Linked DNA regions of Homo sapiens: all the other regions are linked to region 2. The links are chromatin loops, found by intact Hi-C in ENCODE. Cell type or tissue: ascending aorta. All regions are shown on one strand. Links, peaks and the distances in the headings refer to the core of each region. The heading gives the core; the rest is flanking DNA.

Evidence for each region. Hi-C counts contacts between places; a loop is a spot of excess contacts. Peaks named below come from ENCODE experiments on the same cell type or tissue, not always from the same donor. Only the 100,000 strongest peaks of a DNase experiment are listed, where the experiment ranks them.
Region 1: a loop joins it to region 2, with 4 times the contacts of the local background. A loop is called at or near these places in 10 of 110 quality-filtered maps.
Region 3: a loop joins it to region 2, with 8 times the contacts of the local background. A loop is called at or near these places in 94 of 110 quality-filtered maps.

What each region holds. Positions count from the first base shown.
Region 1 is chr12:14,998,641-15,006,647 of GRCh38, reverse strand. It overlaps LINC01489 (long intergenic non-protein coding RNA 1489), which reads right to left and starts at 4,815. Exons shown (of 4, transcript NR_120466.1): 1 at 4,742-4,815; 2 at 3,613-3,713; 3 at 1,442-1,548; 4 at 1-287. In ascending aorta, for the core only: no CTCF peak of the experiment used is centred there; a DNase peak (open chromatin) is centred at 4,337; H3K4me3 peaks cover 594 bases.
Region 2 is chr12:15,518,476-15,526,482 of GRCh38, reverse strand. PTPRO (protein tyrosine phosphatase receptor type O) reads right to left here. Exons shown (of 27, transcript NM_030667.3): 10 at 6,171-6,282; 11 at 1,518-1,669; 12 at 221-341. Among named protein-coding and RNA genes, the nearest start is that of PTPRO, 200 kb to the right of the region's middle. RefSeq lists enhancers at 128-197, 1-925. In ascending aorta, for the core only: a CTCF peak has its summit at 3,710 (motif pointing right); no DNase peak of the experiment used is centred there.
Region 3 is chr12:15,272,113-15,280,119 of GRCh38, reverse strand. The region is part of intron 2 of LOC105369673 (a long non-coding RNA gene); the gene reads left to right. Among named protein-coding and RNA genes, the nearest start is that of PTPRO, 46 kb to the left of the region's middle. In ascending aorta, for the core only: a CTCF peak has its summit at 3,839 (motif pointing left); DNase peaks (open chromatin) are centred at 3,861 and 5,429; H3K27ac peaks cover 5,000 bases.

The DNA.
Region 1 (8,007 bases), core at 1,487-6,486, 520 kb after region 2:
CCTGTGCAGGCTGTACAGGTTTGTTACATAGGTGAATGTGTGCCCTGGTGGTTTGCTGCATAGATCAACCCATCACCTAGGTTTTAAGCGCAGAATCCATTAGCTATTATTCCTGATGCTCTTCCTCCTCCCATGCCCCAACAGGCCCCAGTGTGTCTTGTTCCCCCTGATGCATCCATATGTTCTCATCATTCAGCTCCCACTTATAAGTGAGAACATGCAGTGGTTGGTTTTCTGTTCTTGCATGAGTTTCCTGAGGATAATGGCTTCCAAGTCCATCCATGTCCCTGCAAAAGACATGATTTCATTCCTTTTTACGGCTGCACAGTATTCTACGGTGTATATCCACACCATTTTCTTTATCCAGTCTATCACTGATAAGCATTTAGGCTGATTCCGTGTCTTTGCTATTGTGAATAGTGCTGTTCTTGCTACCTTTATATCTAGCTCAGGAATTGCCAAGCTGTGGTCACTGACACTATTGTCTTGAAGAGATATTCTGACAACCTTGTCTCTATGACCCCAGAAAGACAATTCCATTAGTCCTATGTGGGAAATATTTTTTTTTAACTGAGGACCAAGCAAACATAAAGATGATTAAAATCTGAAAAGACAGATAATGCATAACATTCTGAAGTGACTTGCTACTACTTCTGAAGAAACTGAGGTCCCTGGGGATTCTTTGTAGTCCCTGGGGCCCCTCTATTCCTGGAGGCACAAGGAACACAGGCAGTGTGCCCCCTCCTCTGAGCCGTGACTTCCCTTTTCATCTGTGGAGATTCCTATTTCTCAAGGCTGGCTTCAAAGTGGATTGCAGTTCTCCCCAGCCTTTTCCTCTTTATGCTATCTCCCCACACTAACTAACAATTTTTCATTCAACAATTTTACTATTAATCACTGTAGAAGAAAAGATTGGTGCTAAAGAATAAAACTGGGAAGTTACAGAGTTCCCAAAGTTGTAGTGGAAATGTGAGATTTTGAAGCCAAATGCTTTTCTCTGATGGAACAAAGACCCCAGCATCCTCCAGTTTCTCTCTGACAGTCTTAAAGGTAAAATTTAATAAATATCATATATTACTAAACCTCCTCCAAATCCATTTCTTTTTGAAGATCTCTCAAAATAGGGATAAGAGTATAATTAAGGTAGATTAATTAGGCACTCAAGTGAGTGCCTTGCATGTCAGAGGAATTCCAAACACATATAATCCCTCATTTTGAGCTATTAATGTCTCCCATGTTCTTCTACTTCTGTACATGAAAGCCACTTGATGAAGCCCATTTATTTGAGGACTCAATTCCTACCCTTAGTCAAGCAGGTCTCAAATTGTAGTGTACACAACAACCACCTGGAAGGCTTATGAAAACACAGAGTCCTAGTTCCTAGTGTCAGAGTTTCTGATTCAGTAGGTCTTGGATAGGGCTCAAGAATTTGCATTCTCACCCAGCTTCCAGGTGATTCTGATTCTGCTGGCAGCACACTAAAGAAAACCATTGACTTATGGTCCTTCTGTCCTGGTCCTCCCTTTTGGTCAAATGGTGACAGCCTTTCTGCAAAATGAACCCAGTATGAAACACATGTAAATAAAGAGAGAAGGAGGGACACACAAAGAGAGACCAAAACAAGGTTGTTTGGCTCTGGGATACATTAGGATCTGAAGCCGGCTCTATATTCCATCTTGCAAAGTTACAACTATACATTTTGCTAAGCTAGTGTGAGTTGGGTTTATGCCATTTGCAACAAAATAAGACAGCCAATAAAATCCCAGTAAAATGTAAAATTATAAAAGTATCCACTCAAGAGCATTTCTCTTTGCTCCTATACATCATCAGAGAAGTTATTTCTCTACCTCAGTTTATCACCTTAATCAACAACAAATATCCATTACCAACTTGACAACCACCATTTGCTTGTTTAGAGAGATTTGTTGGTAGTTGAAGCAGACAGAAATTCCTCCAGGTAGTTGTAGGCACAGAAGGCAAAGTTGAGCATATGTTTGGCAAGCCCAGAATCATGCATCCATTTCCTTAACAAATATTTGTTAAACACCAACGTGCTACTCACTGTGCCAAGTGCTGGAATGAAACAGTGAAAAGCCCCTGTCTAGTTGGAGTGACAGAAATAAGCACTTACAAAAGAGTTAGATCAGATATGTGAGGTCATCAAGATGGTACCACCGGCCCTGGAGTGAACAAACAGGGGACACCAGGGCACCAGGCATGTGCTCTGCAAGCCATCACTCTGAGACAAGTTTTGAGTGATGGTGAGAAAACAGTGGATGTGAGGGGCAGACAGATGTTAGTGTTTAGGGGACAGGCTTTGGGCCTTGAATAGACTTTGATTGGAGGCACGGCTCTACTACCCGTTAGTCTACTTAATTACATTGAACAGTTAACTCCCTAAGCTTCAATTTCTCTTATTTATAAATTAGACTCTTTATGTTAGCTATTTTAGGTAACACTGTGATAAGAATTGCACATTGTTCACAAACATATAAATATTCTATCCATGTTTGCCAAATAAAGTACCCCCAAATTACATAATTTTAGAAATACAGTAAAGAAAGCCCTGTCTTCCACTGGAAAGCTACATACAGAGGAAATGTGAAACCTAAAGTTTCAAAGACTGAAGTGACATGAAAATTAAATAAAGGAGGAACTTTTGAATGATCAATAGCTTCAGAGCTGAACCTCTAAAGGACTTCTTTAAGAATCAATACTGATACCATAACATTGATCCAAAAAGATAAGAAACGGCATCCTATCTTTTTATGAAAATGGAAAAGTCATATAAATTTAAAAGAAGCTGTGAGAACCGTGGGAGATTAGACACAGTAAAAGACACAAATCGTATTTGTCCCTCATTAATGTAAAGCAGGGGAATTGCCCTGCAGGTTTCCATGTGAGAATATGTTATGCTTTATGGTGGAAGGAGGGTAAAAAAGTCAAAACAACCAGACTTTACCCCTAGATTTAACTAAGGACTAGCTCGACCACATTCTAGTTGTGGGGCATTTAATTATGAGCTCAAGACTGGTGATCAGTGCTCTTATTATAATACCTACTCCACAAGTGTGTGAAGAATCAAGTGCCTAGCATCCTGTCTTGCGCCTCGGAGGCACTCAATAGACAGGAGTTTAAGTCATTGCTGAGAGGAAGATAAATGAACTTATGACTTCTCTGCAGGTCAAGCAACTCACTATACCGATGGCTTCAACCTTCCCACTGCATCATTTCTTCATGTTTTGCAGATCATGAGAAAATGCTGTCATTAGCCAAGTCAGATTGTCTTCTGAACCTTAGGTCAACAACTCTGCCACAGAAAGCCTGCTATGGGCATAATTGTGAAATTAAAGAGAATTTCTGCAATCTCAGATGGCACTTTCTGTCCTCCTTCTGGTCCCACCCCAGGTGTTCTTAATGAACAATCAGCTGTCGGAAAGCTGCCCTAATTCTGCCCCACAGGAAAGAACAACTTCTTAAAGTGTGGTTCTCAAACTCCATGTGTCAGCATCCCCTCAGACGCCACAGGGACAAGCGAGTGGGCTGTCGAGATTGGAACATCCTGAAAACTGCTCAAAATATTCCACATGAAAAAACAAAGAAGTATTTTACCTGTGCGGGGATAGGATTGCAGACCCACAGGAAGTTTTTCTCCACTCTATTATCACAGAAAGGGATGCTCTGAGAATTCATGAACGATTGGGGTTTCTGTTCTGCATTTTTAAAAAGAGGGAGTTTGAAAGTAAGAGAACATTAATCCGATGGAAATGTGTTAAAAATTGATAAGTAAGACTGGAGCATTTGTATTTTGTGTAAATCTCTATTTGTTTTATGTGTTTAAATACCCACCAACAGAAAAACATTTTTAAATTAAAAGAAACCCCACTATCATTTTAAATTAAATTAAAAGAAGTCCTGCAAGTTTGTGAATTGTTAAGAGCTTTGAAATATAGAATTTGCAGAAACACACATAGCTGTAGGATAAAGAACATGATCCATCAGAGTCCGGGTCAGGAAACTAGAAAGCATATTATAACAGATGGAATGTATTATAAATTAATTATAATCAGTTATAAGGAATTGGCTAAGCTAAATAGAGAAGGTAGAATAAAGGGAAGAAATTGCGGTTCCGTCCCAGGTGTTCCTAATGAGCAATCAGCTGTCTGAAAGCTGCCCTAATCAGAGAAGATGCCCGGCAGAGCCATTGTCAGACTCGGACCAGATCTCTGAGGAGAGGGCACTGCCTGGCTGCTATGGGTAACTTTGCAGAAAAAGTGTAGAAAGAAGGTGGAGACTAGAACCAGACCAATTGCTGCTGCCAAGAGAGGGCGGTTGTTGCTGGCGGATGCCGCTGCCAGGAACAGGGACTTCTCCTTCCCTCCCTCCCTTTCTAGCCTTCCAGCAAGCATCCAGTGCCTCCCTCTCAGAGAAGCCTCACAGGCAGCCAAAACTCTATTTCCTATCATCCCAGCCCCAGTGCCATAAAGCTGAGTAAGGAAAGGTGGGTTTGAAGTAGAGAGACAATAGCTTCATAAACCAGCACACTGTCTTCTTAGGAAACCCTTCAAGTAAACTGAAGTAGATTAAAAAAAAAAATCACAGCAGATGCTTCAGCTGGTAACTGCAGTTTGCAAACAAAGAACCGCACTGCTGTAACCCGAGTGGGGAAGCCTCTGCTTATGCCATAGTGATCTTTGCAACTATCCATGCACACAAATAATTTTCTCATGTATTTACTCACCCAGGAAGTATTTACTGAGTTCCTTCTATTTCTAGGCATTTCCTAGGAAGTGGAGTGGGTATAACAGTGAACAACACAGGCAAATTCCCTGTCCTTGTGGAGGTGATGTTGTAACAGGATAGGCAGACAACAAGCATGCTAAAAATAGCCGGTAGTGCTAAGTGTAAAAAGACTGAAGATATGTGGGAACAAAGGGGTATCCAATCCACTTCCTTTTCCTAATGCAACAAACACATAACATTTTAATAAAAACAACTGATTATGCTAGCTCACATGGGCTAATATTTTACATTAACTTTCTTTCATAAGCCATCATTTCATCTGTCGGTGGTTCATACTAAGCAGCCTGGCTCACATCATATCTCTTAAAACAATAAGACCCAGAACCCTAAGATTCACCACTTCTGGTGAGAGCCAAAGTACATATACATGAGCTCCAGCCCTGCACACTGAGGTGGATGAGCTTCAGGACATTCTCTTTAAGACTGTTCTTGTGTCCCAGACATAGCATGTAGGGGTCTGAAATAATCCTCAAAGAGCTTTAATGATGAACTTTGCAAGAGAAGATATTTGGGAGAAGTAGAAAACCAGAGGACATGTTTCAGAGACTGGTCCTTCTTTTCAAACTTCAGGGGAAAATCACCTACTTGTATCTTAGCGTATAGTTGGTTGCCTGAATGAAATAATTTCAAATGATGGTTATTCTAATTCTGTCATATTTTTTACTTTAGGCAAAATAAATATTACAAATGTCTTGACTCCAATTTGTTTTGCTTCTTCAAGGCACCATAACTACTGAAATATTGAGGATATAAATCAAACCTGTTGTGTACATATTTCTTGTGGTGACCTATGTTAGAAAAATAACTGAGGCTGTAGCATGCATTTACTAATCCTTCATTTAAATGCCATGCAGCAGCTGCAGATTATGTATACTGAAATGATGATCATGCTGTGGATAGAAGCTTTAATTATTTGGGGATGGGGATTTTTTAAAACCACACTTCTCAGTATGTTCCTTCTTATACCTAACATTAAAACATTTTTCACTCCTTTTCTGAAAATCTAATAATACTGGCCACTGTATGTAAATGACCTCTAAAGTGACGCATGCTTTCCCAAGTGTGGCACAATCTCTGGTTTCACATAGCTGGCTTCACTCAGTTCCATCACCTACTTGCCTTTGGAGGCATTTGAGTTTTGCAAACTCTGTACTTAGTGAATAGCTCAGAAGAGATATTAAATATGTTTAATAATCAATAAGGCATGGGCAATAAATAGGTGAGGTCCTAGAAGTCCGATGCAGTGTTAGGCATTAGCCCATTAACTTCTAATTGTGAGAAGAGGCTAAGTTGAAGGGATATGGGGGATGCCTAGGGGGATCATGACAGGAGTTATTAACCCGTCATTTAAATATCAATATCTGAACTACCTATATGGCCGTATCAACTGAATATCAGATCTAGGTGTGTATTCATTAGGTGAAGAAGTCGTGAAACTCCTTCGTGAGTTTAAAATATGAAAGATAATTTTGACATAAGGAAATATATTGAAAAAATCTGAGAGGTGAAGTGAAGAAAGAAGGGATGGTGCCTTCAGATACACAGAACTAGAGGTAGAGGAAAGAGTATGTGTGCGTGTGTGTGTGTGTGTGTGTGTGTGTGTGTGTACCAAAGCCTAAGGAAAGCCTGAAGAGATAACAAATAATATTGTTTCTGAAGGCCTGAGCTTTGAACTTTGAGCTGCTTAAGATGCTACATGTACAAAACAGCTGATTTCTCCTTTAAAATGGATAAGAAAAGCAATGATTCCCTCAACCTGGTTCATAGTCCTGAAGTAGTAATAGAAGAACTAGGACAACAGGTACCTCTATCAGATCCCTTATCCCACTTATCTGTCTCTTTCCACTGGACTAAGAGTTTCTTTCATCTTTGTTTCCCAAAACCTAAGACAGTGCCTGGCAGATAATGTGCCTTCTCTGGCTCCCTTCCAACCTCAGAATGATTCAGGCTTTCTTTGTGCCAGTTTATCTGGCTCAACTGGAAGGTCTTTAAGGGAATGGGCCATGTTTTCATTACTTAACATTGTGCATAGTGCCTGACTCAGAGTAAGGCTTAATATATTTGTTGAATAAATAAGCGAATGAATATCAATCAATGAACTACCTTGGCAAACACTTGTGAGAAAAATCTGTAAGACTAAGAATTTATTTGCTCAAAGTATGCTGCCAATTTATGAAATAATAGGGCAGACATTAGTGATTGGCTACCCAAAAGTCATTCCTGATCCCTTCATTCTTGTGGTCTTCTTGTACAGCACTTAATAAGTGCATATTACATTCCAGAGCAGATGGAGGTCCTCAGTTAGCCCTTGATTTATTGATTGGAAGGAGCAGAAACTGTCTCCAACTTCCTTTGTAAATTCCTACTCTAAAAAGTAGATGTACAATAATTTCCATTACATGAAACCAACATCATAAAGAACATGAAGGAAAGAGCATTTTGTGAGAATCGGAAAACCATATGAGCACTAATGAAATAGAACAATTTAACATCAAAAGAAAGCTGTCAAGTTGTTCAAGATGCTGGATTGGGTGCAGACATTTATGTCCTGTGCTTCCCAGAACACAATGCAATAGTTCAGAAACACACACATAAAGTCAAGAAAACAGCAGGGATGGGGGGAAGAGTAACCAGTAGAGGAGAGATTTCAATAAATCACTGCAAGACAGAAAACAGATGGGAGTACGGTGATGGACCACAGCAAAGAAGTTATAGCCTGGAATATTCCATGAGGGGGCTGAGTGGGGACTGGAATGCCATGATCTGCCAACTAGAATATTCTAGAGGGGCTCTGGGCTCAGGAGGGAGGAATTGGTCTGGAGCCTGGAAACAGGAGGATTTATTGAATATATAAACAGAGAAGAGGTATGCCAGTTAAATTCCTCTCTCTCCACCTCCCTCACTGCTTACAATTGTAAGCCATCTGGGGAATTAAGACTTCAAATGGGATGTTGGCCTACTCCAGAGTGAAGTCACCTCATTCTGACTTTTGGGGGAACCCCATCTGACAGCCACCTCCACATTTTCTCATTTTAAAGCTAAACTTGCCATTCCACAAACTCCCCCCTTGTAAACAAAGCTCCCTACCAGAATTTCCGCTTGGTGGAATAGCCTATCTGGACATCAGTACTGGACACCAGTATATCAGAGGAGATGCCTATACCAGATCCCCATCCTTCATTCTTAAATAGGAAGAGACAAACC
Region 2 (8,007 bases), core at 1,574-6,573:
AACAGCGAACACCACTGTTTCCCAGAACAGTATACAACCCACTCACAGAAACTTGTACCAAGTTGAACATACCCTTTTGCTAGTACAAATGTCTATTTTCTACTCATAAAAAATTAGCCATTTTTCTGTTATTATTTCATTGAATTGAGGAGCTCTTGCTGAATCGAATGATGCAAACATTAGTGATTATTTCACACCCATCTCTGTGCACTCTTCTTACCTAGCTTGACAAGGCGGAGCATGGAGGTATTACTTCCTCTTTCAGTACAAGCAGTTACTGAGAGGTTATAGATGTCGCCTGGAGGCAAGCTGAGAATTGCAGTCATGACATTGCGTGTTACCTGCAAGATCATCAAAATCAAGGGTTTAAACTTTTAGTGAATGAATCAGTGCACCACCCCAAACAACTAAAGGACTATAGCAGACACATTCCCTCTCTGTTCTATGCAGCAGTCTGCAATTGATTATATTATAGATACGTTATATCTTCTGAAAATTTTATAAATTCCTCAGCTGGGCCCAATGTGAGGTAGCCTTAATAATGCATTATATACATCAGAAAAATTTTGCAATGAATTCCCTTATTTGGAATGGGTCTCATTCTGACATTTTCTCACATATTGATAACAGGTTTTAGAAAAGACAATTACTGAGTTGCTACTGATATGTACATTCTAAGACGTTCAAAAGAAACCTACCCATATCTGTAGACGTGTGGCTTCCTACCTAACAGCCATTGTTATTTCCCATCCTCTCCTACAGCTAGAGGGGATGATGTGACCCAGCTCTGATCAGTGGATTGTAAGTAGAAGTCACATGGACAAATGACAGTTCAGTTCACATCCTGTAAGTGCTGGGCTTCCACATCATCCCTTTTCTTTTCCCCTTCCTGCAGGCTGGAACATGCATGTAATGGTGATAAAGCTTCCTCTCTAGAGACAAGGACTATGCATAGTGGCAGATGGAACAACAAAACAGAATTTGCCTCCCTGGGTGACCCCTTAAAGCAGAAGTGCCTGGTTAGTCCTGTGCTATCATGGGAGAGGTATAAACTTCTATTTTGTTTGAGCCACTCTCTTTTTGTTTGTTTCTTTATTACAGTAGTTTAGTCTGTCCCCTTATCAATAAACATCCAAAAGCGTATTTTGGAGAAAAGAAATCAGTAGTCCCAAGGTCCCCAAATCTTTAGGTGTCGGTGATATATGGGAAAAAATGGGAAACACGTTAATTGTAGTTTTCTTGAAAATGTTTGGCATCCTGAAGAAAAAGCTCAAATCATAATTCTAAATATAAATGAAATCAATAGTTGGAGCTCTTACATCTCACTGTTAAAGATTAAACGGTAAGCTCTATGAAAGGAAGAATTCAATTTTTGTTCACTGTCTTATCTCCAGAGCCTAAAACAGACAACTGGTATGCAAACATTTGACGTGTCAATAAATGATTGCTTAGTGGTTTTCAATAGTTCATAAAACTAAATTTACAGACACACAATGCTGGCATTCAAAGAAACATACACTCTTTTTAATTTTCTTTTTTCCTTCTGCAACCACCATCCAGTGAAGCATTCTAGAATGGGACAAGTCCGTTGTATCATCCCCATATGTCCAACTGATATATAACAGACTGTTGAAATATTCCACAGAAGTGATTTCCGGAGCCACTGGGGCTACAAGGGAGAAACGAGGCACAATTTAGTATAATAGATGGATAAATAAAGTACTTACCAGCAGAGCATGAAATCCCATATAGAGTCAACTTAGCGAATTAGAATTCACAGCACACGATAGTCCCGGTAACTTCAGGACCTCTCAATAACAGTGAAGGATGGTGATACAGGATGGGCACTTGTTTAATGGGATCCCACATCTTGTATATCTAAGATACAAGACCCCCAGACCCATCTGTACCTGAGGATATCAAAGTCTTTTGGATAAATGTCACCATTACAAAATTCCTAAAAAGTTCACTTGTTTGGGTATATTTTTGTTACATCAACCAATTAATATTAATAGGTATCAGTGGAGTTATTAGCCAAGTAGGATTAAAAAACTTAGAGTCCTGCAAACTAAGTCTCTTTCATTTACTTGCAGCAAAGGTGTTTATGGGAATAAAGAACAGTAGGATACAAGGGTAGGAAGATAGAAGATCATAGTACTACAAGCAGGATAGAAGACAAATGTTATTTGCATAAAATAACAAGACATTATTTTTGACAGTGTCTAGCCCAGTGCTTTGCAGAAAACAGGCTCTTAATAAATGTTGCTGAGTGAGTAGTGAGAGAGAGAAAGAAGGGAAGAACAAGTTTTTTTTTTTTTTTTTTTTAGCCACGAAGCTAAATTCTAACACTGAGCTTGCTACTTTATCATCTTATGCATTTAAATTTTTAAAAATTTAAGCAGGGAATGCCTGTAATCCCTGCATTTCGGGAAGCTGAGGTGGGTGGATCGCTTGAGTCCAGTTCAAGACCAGCCTGTGCAACATAGCAAAACCCCATCTCTACAAAAAAATTAGAAGATTCAGCTGGGCATGGTGGCACACCCTGTTGTCCCACCTACTAGGGAGGCTGAGGTGGGAGGACTATTTGAGCCCAGGAGATCCAGGCTGCAGTGAGGCATGAGCCTGCCACTGCATTCCAGCCTGGGTGACAGAGTGAGACCCTGCCTCAAAAAAAAAAATTACTTTTATTTTATTTTATTTTTACTTTTGAGGCAGGATCTCAATCTGTCACGCAAGCTGGAGTGCAGTGGCGCAATCTCAGCTTACTGCAGCCTCGACCTCCCAGGCTCAATCATCCCTCCTGCCTCAGTCTACCAAGTAGCTAGGACTACAGGTACAGGCCTTCATATCCAGCTAATTTTTATATTTTTTGTAGAGACAGGGTCTTTCTATATTGCCTAGACTTGTCTTGAACTCCTGGGCTCAAGCAATCCACCCATCGTGGCTTCCCAAAGTGCTGGGATTTCAGGCGTGAGCTTCCACGCCCAGCCAAAAAACGTAAATAAATAAAATAAAAAATTTGCCAACGAGGGAAGAGAATTCATCACAAGCTTTATACTATATAGGCTCTGAAAACATTTTAATTACCTTTTTAAAGTAACTGCTAACTCTGATTATTTTAAAAAACAAATACACAATTGAATTTAAATTCCAGGTGTATGTTGGTTTGAAGACAGTCGGTGTTCCATTCTGAGATACAGCACAATGTCAACTAAAATCTATGGAAATTTTCTATAAAGAATCATTTCCCCTAATGTGATGCTAATACTTACAACAAACATTCATAACTAGCTATGCTTTCAAAATTATTCACTGAAGAATTTGTAATATATGAAGTAAAAATGCATTTGTTTCATGTGAAATACGAGTAGCACTTATATAGTATGCTTAGCAATAAAATCTTGAAAGATCATCAATGCATCTAACAAGTAACACAAATCTACATCATATTTCAGAATATTCTACTAAAGGAAAATAACCTTGGCTTCCTTATAGCCTCCTAATATATTCCAACATATTTCGTCATATACAAGAACCTATGCATATATTTCTTCAAAGGGTATTTTCTCATGTCCTAATTTTAGTGAGGAAAAGAAACATCTTTAAAATTGCAAACCCAGAAGTATATATCTTTCCTCTCACATGTCAGATTTTTATTTCCATGTTGTTGCTTTAAAACCTAGCATATTGCTGGAAGGCCACAAGATGTCACTATTTGTTTATTAATACTTTGGCCCCTCCGCATAATTACTATGATTGAGGGCTAGCCAACTGAATTGCCTAACAAAGATGGTAGACTTGAGTTCCTAATAAATCACACCTAATTCAAATATTTTGTTCCTATTTTCTTTTACACCACACAATTTGGAAAATTCAAAGCATAGGAAAGTTAAGCATGAGATTCTTATTTGCTTTAAATAAGAAGGTAAAAAAAATCACACACACACGCGTTTTTACTTTATATATTACAAATTCTTCAGTGAATGATTATTTTTGAAAGCATACCTAGTTATGAATGTTTGTTATAAGTATTAGCATCACATGAGAACTGTCGGGGGGTGGGGGCAAGGGGAGGGAGAGCATTAGGACAAATACCTAATGTATGCGGGGCTTAAAACCTAGATGACAGGTTGATAGGTGCAGCAAACCACCATGGCACATGTATACCTATGTAACAAACTGCATGTTCTGTACATGTATCCCAGAACTTAAAGTAAAAGTAAAAAAAAAAAAAAGAAGGTTAAAATAAAACCTACTAGAATTTTCAATATGTTTAGAAAATAAGTATAAAAAAGACAATAATCTATTATAATAGTGACTTACATTACATGATTTAATTCTCACACATACTGTGAGGTATTTATTATTATGTATTTATTATTATTATACCCATTTTATAGATGTGAAAATTGAGACCATCTCTGTCAATATGCTGAGACAATACCTGTAGACTGCTGGTTCAGCATCACTTATTTATTTGACCCAGGAAAAGATAGAAAATCATCAACATCAATACATTGGTGACAACAGACTGCTTACCAGGTAAGTAGCTTGTCTATTAACCATAGTTTATTGATCCACACTTGCTATGTCCATTTAAACTGTTATAAACTATGCCCAATCCTAGTCAGTTTTCCATCTTGAAAGGCATACCTTAAACCACTTGAGCCAGGAAGCCAAATCCTATTAATATTTCATTTCTTTTGTTCCCCCTTAAAAGACAGTGCAAAGACTGTCAGGGTGGTGTTCAATATATTAAGTTTTGCTCTACTAATCAGTTGTCTCTAAGTAGGCTTTAGTGCCTATTTAGCTGACATTTTAGGGGGTTCTACCGGTGAGAAAATAGAAGCCCAGAATCGTTAAGATAATTCAAAGTTTGACAGCTGGAATTGAGCAGTCCCAGGTTGAGATGTTACATCTGAGCTTTTTCCAGACAACTGTCCTGGTGAGAAGGAAAGAGCATTCTCAGAAAGTTTACATCAATATAGTTAAATTATAAGAATTATTGATACAGTGAAGTTTACTTATAATTAAATATGTGATTATCATTATAGGCAAAAGACTAACAGCGCTTGCCAAGTAACTGCTATTTTCTCCTTTTTGGGTATTCTTTCAGTTTTCTGCTCTAATATTACTATTAACATCTGGAACAAAAAGTGCTCTGGATATTGGCTAGTAAAGAAAAGAGACATGCTTATGTAAGTTAATTGTGTAAGAATTCACAGATGATTGATTTCTTTCCACTTTTTTTTTTTCTCATACATTTCAACAGAGTAAACTAGATGTCTACTGAGGAAACTATTTGCCAAAATTATTCCTCTAAGCGGTATTTTTCTCCTCTGTTTTCTCAGGACAACTCTAATTACAACCTTGTCGTTCGATAAAAGGTTCTTGAAACGTCTTAGTTCAAACCACAAGGGTTAGTGTTTCTTTGATGAATTTCCCCTTTTCATTGCTATCTCTGACTACTGATGATGCAACTACATAATTTAAGGTTTCCGAGGATCTAAGACTAATTGTTTTTTAAGTGCTTAAACTTTGTGTCGTGTATTTTGCAAAGTAGCTTATATAATAATGAAGTTGTAATAAATAATAACAGATAACTGATACTATTATCATCCCCATTTTCCACATTAAAAAAAACATATTTAGAAAAGTTAACGTGCTCAAGGTTATATGTGGTATGCGGAGGGTCTATTCAAATCCAGATCTACCTGTCTCTAAACCCTATTTTTTAATTTCCACAAGGGACCCTACTACAGTCAGCCTATGACTTTAAAAATGGCTTAATTAATAAGAAAATGGAGGCACTCTAACAAATATAATCATCATATGGGTAAAATCAATCGACTGTGCAGTGTGAAGCTGATGGCTGTGCCTGCCATATTTCTATTCTAATCAATCCCAGCCGGAGAGTACATTAATCAAGGTCAGTGCCTCAGAATAAAAATAAGTCAACGGTGGTAACACAAAATAAAAATGGTATTTTGATTTCTAAAGATTATCAACTAAACAAAATAATGAATGATCAGAATCAATATTATCTCCCATGAAATTGATGCTCACCCAGTGCTGGGTGAATGACTGGCACTTTCTAGAGATTTGGAACCTTGGTAACTCCTCACAATAATGCTCTCTCCTTGTGGAACTGTTCCCCACACATGCCTCACCTGTTATGAAGCTGATGGTAGAGCTGTCACAGCAGCTCAATTCTGGATCTCCCCACGTCACCATGGTAACCCGGAAGTTGTAGTACCATGCTGGCAGCAGATTAGCTATTCTCTGAATGAGAAAAGCAAGCAAGGAGACAAAAGACTGTGGGAGAAAGTACTATTTTTGGAGTAGACTTACTTTCATAAAAAATTAATAAGTAATTTTAATTTTCCTTTATATTGTCTTTTTGTGTTTCCTAAATTTACTATAATAAAATATTCTTTCTAGAATGAAATGAGACATAAAGTAAAATACAAAAATATAAATTTTTAAAAGTGATTTAAAGATATAGAGCCAAAGATTTCCAATATTTGTTTGATTTTGCAATTTCCTAATATTACACATGCGAAACAGTCCTTATTTATAAGTGACTGTACATACATTTCTCCCTATTTCTAAGACAAGTAACCTCTCACAACTCAGTGTTTTTTCAGTGTAAACCACGAACAGGAGTCCTTCAGAGTCTTCAACTGGGTAGAGGGTAATTGTGTACTTTGTGAATAGCCCATGGGTAACCCACACTTTTCAAAATTATCTCAATTTCAGAAAGAGCAATTTTTACCTGTTTTCTTAAAAAACATCCTCTAAAAGCCTGACATTAGAGGTATTTAATTGATCTGTAGATGCCATGAAAAGTCATCATTAAAATTAGGCAGTGTCAACTAACTATGGAATGCCAAAGGGAAATCTCTTTGTGTTCCTCCCCAGGATCCAGGAGAAGCAGTAAGCACTTGATTGCTCTATTCTGTGCTTAGGAAAAAATGTTGATTAACAAATACATTCAATTAGAGTTGACAGCTAGCTTCACACAATTATCTCTTTCTCTCCCTCTCAAAACAAAAGAGAATCCCAAAACCTAAAAGCAAAAACAATGAAAAAAACTTGAAAATAGCCATACCTATGTGATATGGTTTGGCTGTGTCCCCACCCAAATCTCATCTTGAATTCCCACGTGTTGTGGGAGGGGCCCAGTGGGAGATAACTGAATCATGGGGGCAGGTCTTTCCCGTGCTGTTCTGATGATAGTGAGTAAATCTCATGAAATCTGATGGCTATTGTAAGGGGGAGTTTTCCTGCACAAGCTCTCTTGCTTGGTGCCATCCATGTAAGACATGGCTTGCTCCTCTTTGCCTCCCGCCATGATTGTGGGGCTTCCCCAGCCACGTGGAACTGTAAGCCCAATTAAACCTCCTTCTTTTGTAAATTGCCCAGTCTTGGGTATGTCTTTGTCAGCAGCATGGAAACGAATGAATACAGTAAATTGGTACCGAGAGTGGAGTGCTGCTGAGAAGATACCCAGAACTGTGGAAGCAATTTGGAACTGGGTAACAGGCAGAGGCTGGAACAGTTTGGAGGGCTCAGAAGACAGTAAAATGTGGGAAAGTTTGGAATTCCCTAGAGACTTGTTGAATGGCTTTGACCAAAATGCTGATAATGATATGGACAATGAAATCTAGGCTGAGGTGGTCTCAGATGGGGATGAAGAACTTGTCGGGAACTGGAGCAAAGGTGATTCTTGTTACGTTTTAGCAAAGACACTGGCAGCATTTTGTGCCTCCCTTAGGGATTTTGGAACTTTGAACTTAAGAGAGATGATTTAGGGTATCTGGCAGAAGAAATTTCTAAGCAGCAAAGCATTCAAGAGGTGACTTGGTGCTGTTAAAGGCATTCAGTTTTAAAAGGGAAACAGAGCATAAAAGTTTGGAAAATTTGCAGCTTGACAATGTGATAGAAAAGAAAATCCCATTTTCTGAGGAGAAATTCAAGTTGGCTGCAGAAATTTGAATAAGTAAT
Region 3 (8,007 bases), core at 1,179-6,178, 250 kb after region 2:
ATTTTTCCAGTCATGTCCTGGTAAGGTGGCAATCCTCTGGAACAGTCACAGCGACTGGTTGATGAGTGCACTGGCCTGGTAAGGGAATCTGGACAGGACACCAGGAGTGTCTGCAATGCAATTTTAGGAGAAAAAAAATACTCAAAAGAATAGTAAACACCCCAAATACACTGAGATCGCCAACTGTTAGCTCTTAATTCAGGAGGACTTTGGAGCCAACTAGCAACAATGATATGTCATTTGTGGGAATTCCTGGCAGCAATCCTTAGGGTCATCTTAACCCTCTCCATGATGTTTTCACGTTTTCTATGCCAGCCTTCCTGGGCCTGATGCATCAGGTGACATTCACTGTGTAGTAACCTGCTGGAGGTCGGAGACTGGCCTTATCTGATGGATACCTGCCCTGGGTGTTCCATGTATGTGGTCCTACTAGCTTTATGCACTCTCAATTCCATAGAGCCATCACAAAAAAGAAATATTTCCTCTTCCTTAGATAGTATATCAGACAGAGATTAAATGTACATAATCAGTTAGTTGTGGCAGGCACTTAGAGGAGAGAAAGATTAGGTTTCAATTTGTGGGAGACATGGCTTCCGGCAATGGCTGGCCCACTACAGGGCATGCCAATTCATTGCAGTTGACCACATATTTCCGCCTAATATCTTGTGAACACAAACCGGATGCATCTGATTAAGTGCTCCCAGCTCTGGCTGTAATAAGTGGCTCGCTGGCAGTGTGCCTCCTTCCAGCTATTCTGGGAGCTGGGCTTGGAGCTGCTGAGATTTGGCATGCGCACCTCAGAGGCTTCCTCAGCTGGGCCAGGTGCCTGGCAGCACTCCTCTTCATTATTTTATTCTGTCTCCTTGTAGCTTCTCCCCACAACCCCACTTTTCCCTCTAAGCCATGCCTTGCTCAGCAGACCTTGCCTCGCTTTGTTCCCCATGGACTCTACATATCTTCTTTTGGCCTGGCTGCCTGATTTGGAGCAGTGCAGAGAGCCCCAAGCCAGGATCAGCTGGAGCGCCACTTGCAGTGAGCACGTTTATTAAATTTGGTCAACGACAGCCAGTTCAGGTCCCTGGCAAGCAAGCCTGTACAAAGTATTTCCTGTTGGAGATGATGATAGATGGTTTAGTGATTAACAACACAGACTCTAGAGCCAGACTCACGCATTTTGGCAATGTCACTTATTGGCTATGTTGCCTTGAGCAATTTACTGACTTTCCCATGACTCAGAAAGATCATCTATAAAATGGGAATAATAATAGTATCTCCTTCATAGGGTTGCTATGAGGATTAAATGAGTTGTTGCATATAAATGAGTATGAATAGGTCCTGGCACATAGAAAAATGCTGATGAAATATTAGCAACTTTTATTAGCATTATTTATATAGCTAATGTAATTTTTATTATTTAAGTATCTCACTTCTTCTAAGCAACTGAAGGTCTCTAATATTGTAGCTGAGGAATTCTCATTATAACTCTGTGTTATTATGTTCTATCTTGTCAATAACAAAATTGCAGCACAAAGAAATTGACCTTGTCTCACATTAAAGTACTAATTTTATTCAGTAATTTAAAAAAATGAGTTTGACTTATTTCTAATAAGTTGGAAAGATACACAAAATATATAATTGAGGAGCAACTGAAAATCAGAAAACAATATGCATGATATGATCATATGATTCCATTTCATGTTAAAAACATTTCTATATGTAATAATGTATGCGGTTATAGTCATATAGACATTATAATGTGGAGAAAATTATTAATCTTTATGATAACTGGCACAGAAATTATTTTTAGGAAGGGATCATCTTTGCTGAAAAGAAGCTTTGAAAAGACCCTTGTACATCAGAAAAGTGCCTCAGCCTGAGGGCTGAAGTTCAAGGGGAAGGAGGCAGAGGCTCAGTATTATAAAGGAGGGCAGTGGGCAGGTTCAAGGCTCGGTGCAGTGTTAGGGAAGGTCAAAGAGAAGCAAATTCCCAACTGGTGGTGGTGGTGAAGGAAGACTTAGAAAAGAATTGCCATAGGGTGAAGAAGACTTCAGCAAATTCTGCATCACTCCTAATGCTCTGTGGAGTGAATTTCCTTTGTGTAGAGTGTAGAAAAATGCTACCATCAGCTTCCAGGTTGGAAAGGGGAAAAGATGGGGTTCATCTGGAGATGGCCAGCATCTGAGTTACAGGTACAGGTACATGGACATGCATATATGAGGATATACACACACAGAGGCACAGACACACACACACATACACAGACACAGACACACACACACGGACACACACACACACGCATCAGTCAAAACTAGGAGACCACAACCCAGCCTGCTGTGTGGTTACATGAACAGGAGTATGGGATTGTACTGTGTAAAGAGGGTTCATAGTTTAAACTCTCTGTCTCTCTCTCTTTCTCCTTATCATGAGGAGCATGTATATATGTTTATATAAAAAGGCAAACAGTGTGTTTCCATGCCTCTTGGTGGAATGCAGCATAGGGCCTCTATCAATCTAGCTCAGGATTTCTGAGGCCAGGAATCCATCACCGTTGCCTTTACTGCAGGTATGAGTGCCGGGGAGGAGCTGGGCTTCTGGGATCAAAGTGTGTCTGTTTAGCTATTCAGCACGGAGGGCCCTGCTCTCCGTATATTTTTTGCTAACTTTCTTAAATGGTCCAACAGGGAAGAAGAACAACTGACATTATATAATGAACAATTCTATTCCAGGCACACTCCCTTATGTTTTCACCTTTATCATCCTTATTAGCTCCCCTAGTTAGTTATTGCAGGATCCATTTTACAGATGAAGGAATTGAAGCTTAGAAAGATTTAGCTAATCGCTCAAGGTCATACAACGAGCCAGTCCTGAAATCTCTGATGAAACTCAAGTACTTTTTGTTGTTGTTTCTAATTCCAGTCCCAACTTCCTCCCACCAAATGGGGTCCCAACCTTCCTACGAATAAATGTTCAACCCCCAACTCCCCAGGAGCACCCAGTTTCTAACTTTTTATCTGATCTCATGGCCCCCTATTACTCCTTGTTGATAACCCCTGCAGGGCGCCCTCTTCATTCTTCACATGGTTTGTAATTCTGCCAATTCCTTTTCCAATCGCTCTGTAGTTTTCTTTTGTTTTAGTCTAGTTATCATATGGAATTTTTCTTTTTCTCAGTCTTTTCAAGAAATGTTCTAATGGACTGGCTCTTTCAGGGTAGAATATTTTTTCCCCTTTTTCCATTCCTTGAGACACAATTGCTTAATAAATACCGGATGGACAAATGAATGAACGAATGAATGGATATGTTAGAGCTGTATCACAGTCTGGGGTTTTCTGACAGGCTGTACCCTACTGGACACTTCTTTGTCCCTCTTTTTTTTTTTTTAACTCAAAGTGAAAACATTCTCTTTTCCCCCACAACCTTTTCCTTTATTTCCACCTTCAAAGTTTGCTTCCCTTCCTTTCTCCGCACGTGGTCCTGTGGAACTCCCAGAAGCTGTGTGTCCACAGTAGCAGCAAGACTTGCTCCTTCTGAGAAAGGCTTAGCAAAGGAAAACAGAGTCCAGGTGGTTCCCAGGCCTCATCCAGTGAGATAGATGAGAGGCCCATTAACAAAACTAGAACCTTTTCCATAGCTTTAGCATTTGTGGATGCCAGTTATATTATGTGAATCGCTGACTCTTGGTATTTTAAAACTATAAAACATAAGTCCTTGAACCATATTCGTATTTCATTTATGAGAGTATGAAGTCTCTTGAGAAGAGAGTGTCACGCTTAAATCACTACCATCCATTAATCCTGATGGGAAGAGGAGGCCATTATCTGTGGGAATGTGCCGAAATCCTGCCATCTTGTGGCCAACTGAAATATGACATTTGTTAGTTTTTAAAATTCTGACACTGAGCGAAGAACCGCCAAGTTGCCAGGAATTCCTTGCTTTAGAATCAGTCTTCTTCATGCACTGGGGAAAAACTGACCTTCCTTCCAGCTCATCTCTTTGGTGCTTAGCATCTTCTCTTCTGGAAAAAAAAAATTTTCATTTTTTCCCAAAAGTTATTTCATCCGGTGGAAGGTTGGATTGTTAATCCATGCAGCCAAATGACTGCTACTAGAAAGGATGTGCTAGGTTTTCTATTGGATATTTTGATGTCTTTGAATTTTAGGAAGCAAAACCAATCAATCAATATCTCACGTGTGCTTTCCTTCACTTTTCTCCCGTTGCCTGACTGCGCAGATATCAGTCAGGATCCCAACAAGCCTTTAGTAGACATGAGGGTAAATGAAAGAAAAATAGGCCAGGTGTGTAATCCTAGCAATTTGGGAGGCTGAGGCAGGTGGATCACTTGAGGTCAGGAGTTCAAGACCGAACAGCCTGGCCAACGTGGTGAAACCCTGTCTGTACTAAAAATACAAAAATTGGCTGGGTGTAGTCCCAGCTACTCAGAAGGCTGAGGTAGGAGAATCGCTTGAACCCAGGAGAGGGAGGTTGCAGTGAGCTGAGATTGTACTACTGCACTCCAGCGTGAGTGACAGAGTGAGATCCTGTCAAAAAAAAAAAAAAAAAAAAAAAGGAAAATAAGTGATAAGATGGTGATTCCTCCATGAGACTGTGAAAGACCTATATGAAACTCCACTAGGATCTCAGTAGATGTGAAAGGCAGGCTTAATGAGGATCTCACTGACTACTTTAATTACATTTATCCTAGTAATGCCCAAAGAAGGAGGAGGAATCTGAAAAGCCACTGCCACACACAGGTCCTGCAAATGTAGAAACTGAAGTCATGTGGGAACTACTGATTTAAGGTCCCTGCCATTACACAGATAGTACAGAGACCCTGTAAAAACAATGGGTTTGGTACACATTTATCATAATTTGATTAGAAATTTTGGTCACCGACACTGCTGTCCTAAAAGTTCAGTTATTATTAATTTTTAAATATTGCAGTTGAATAAAAATGAGCTTTTTGTTCTGCTAGTTTTTAAAGCAACCCTAAGCACAGTCAGAGGAATACAAGTATTTCTAGATGTTTCAAATTATTAACAATTATTCATTCCTTCTTTCTATGCTAATAAAAACCAAACTCCTAAGGGCAATCATAGAGACTATGAATTGTTCTGGGGAAACTCGTTGTCTTTTTTGCAGTCATGACACTCAGAGGTAAAGTAAAATAGGATGTGGGTGAAATGTTTTCTGTGTGCAGGATCATTTTTAATGGTAAGGAGTAGGACTGCTGGTACAGGTTGTACTTTGTAGTAATGACTCATTCTTATAAATCATAGTTCTGTAAACACTTGAGTTGATGTGAAACTTTTCATAAAGCAAGTTTTATGAAATTAGAAGGCGTATGCCTTGGTTACTTCTGAAATAAAGTCCTGAGGCTCCTATGTCATGAGCCCTGGTGTGCTGATGTAGATTCCTGGGCCTCTGCCAGTCCTATCAGATCAGACAATCTGGAAATGTGGCCCTGGACTGCGTTTTTGACAGTCAGGTCAGGTGATTCTTGTGCGCACCAATATTTGAAAACCATTGTTCTGGAGTTCTCAACTTAGCAGAGATCTTTTAAAAATGACGCCTAGTTCCACCCCCGTGAGGTTCTGAATTAATTGGTCTGGTGTGTGGTGTGGGCATCTGGAATTTTAAAAGCTCCTCAGGTGATGGTAATGTGCAACCAAGTTTAACAACCAGTGCTCTAGGACAGGGATTGGCATTTCTTTCTTTTTTTTTTTTTAAAACAAAAGGGCTAGATAGTAGATTTTTTGGCTTTGTATGTAGGCTTTGCAGTTCCTGCAAAGAGAAAAGGAGAATGTTTCCACCAGTGAATACACACCTTCCCCAGGAACAAGCATGGAATTTGAACACAAAAATTTAACTTAAATTTTTTTTGCACAAATATGAAAAAAATTCTCTGCCTCCACATTAAAAGTTCACTGTTGTGAAGGTCAGTGATTTATGGCGCACACCCTGTTCTTCAGCTGTTTGGATTAGAAACTGGACTACACAACACCCTTTTCAGTTTCAGTTCACTTTAACCTAGGTCAAAGCTGTGTGGTGACTCCCGGCAGATTAAAGTTTGAGGGACTAATGTGTGGGTTCCCAAGTAAGTGCCCAGAGACTGTGGAGATTTAGATGGGGCCCATCTTACAACTGCTTTCACTTTCACACAATGGGAGATGAGAAATTAAATACGCTTTCATCAAAATGGACTAAATTTGACCCTCCCCACACCATTGCTTTGAATTGGGTTAAATCACTTATCATCTCTGAGACTCAGTTTCCTCAAATGTGAAACAATAACATGTCTCAGGATCTTTGGGAGCATTCCAGGGGATCAAGAAGATACAGGGCTGAGTTCATGGTTCACATCGATAAATATTGGCTTCCTTCCTCGGCCTCCGTTAGTTTTTCAGAGAAATGAAACTTTGTTTCCTGGTGCGTGCCTAGTGATAAATATATTCTTTATACAAATTTTTAAATTCTGCAATGCTGTAAAGAGACCATCATGCCCACAAGTAACCAGCTTTAGTGAATGAGCTGACTTAACAGGCACAACCTGAACACAGTCTTATGTTTTTCTTCCAACTACTACCTTCGGGTTTGCTCTGTCTTATTTGTCTTCATCCCTTAATGTATCTTGGTGATTCCACAGTTTTCCAGTCCCTTTTAGGTATTATAAGAATATTACGGCCGGGCGCGGTGGCTCACACCTGTAATCCCAACACTTTGGGAGGCCGAGGTGGGTGGATCACGAGGTCAGGAGATCGAGACCATCCTGGCTAACACAGTGAAACCCCGTCTCTACTAAAAATACAAAAAATTAGCGGGGCGTGGTGGCGGGCGCCTGTAGTCCCAGCTACTCGGGAGGCTGAGGCAGGAGAATGGCGTGAACCCGAGAGGCGGAGCTTGCAGTGAGCCAAGATCACGACACTGCACTCCAGCCTGAGTGACAGAGCGAGACTCCGTCTCAAAAAAAAAAAAATATATATATATATATATATTTTTTATATATATAACTAGTTATATATATAGTAGTTATATATTACTATATAAAATTACTAGTTATATGTAATATATACATATATTTTATATATATGCGTTTATATGTATATATATATTTTATGTATATATAAAATTAGTAATTTTTAGGTATTAAAATGCCTCGTCAAATAAAAATAAGACTTTTATCTCCCCTTTAGTTCAAAGCTTTTCTCCTTCTCTCAGCTTAGCCCTACTCATGGCCTGGGGACATGGAGTGGGGAAGGGAATGTGATCAGGGCCACACCTAGCACAAAGGACACCTGAGGATCTTCGGCTCCCAGTTAGGTGGGACAAGAGGGGAATTGGCTGGATTTCAGCAGCTGCTTGGGCCCCCTCACCAGACTCCTTTGTACAGGATGGATGCAGCTGAACGGGATGATGTTTCTGGAAGCTTTTGCTTGTTATTTGTGCCAGCTTTTTCACTTCTATTTCCCCGAATTTTATTTTGCTTCTGTTTCCAGACTGTCCAATAAGAGGCTTGTAGTCTTCTGAACATGGTGATTGGTTTAGGGACTAGTCACATGATTCCGTTAGGGCCAATCAGAACTAATTCTGGGATTTATATTGAAGCACCTTTAAAGATATACTCCTTTTTTTTTTTTCTCCTGCTGTGGTTGCTCAGAAGATGAAGCTACTGCCAATCATTTTGCTACCACAAACAGATACCCTGAAAATAAGATCAGCGCAAATAAAAAGCAGAACTAAGAGAGGAAGAGAGTCTTGACAATATCATATCAATACTCAGATTTATACATGTAGAAGCTAAGCCTCCTTATACTTCCTGATAATATTAGTTCTGGTTAGCACAACTTTCATGGTAGCATTCACTATCATGGAATGGTATTTTATATGGTAAATGTTTGTGTAGATGAGTGTTATATATACTCATCTAATCCTGACAACCACTCTGTTAGGTGTGTATTAATATCTTCCATTCTATAGATGAGAAATGGAGTAATAAGGAGGACACCAAAG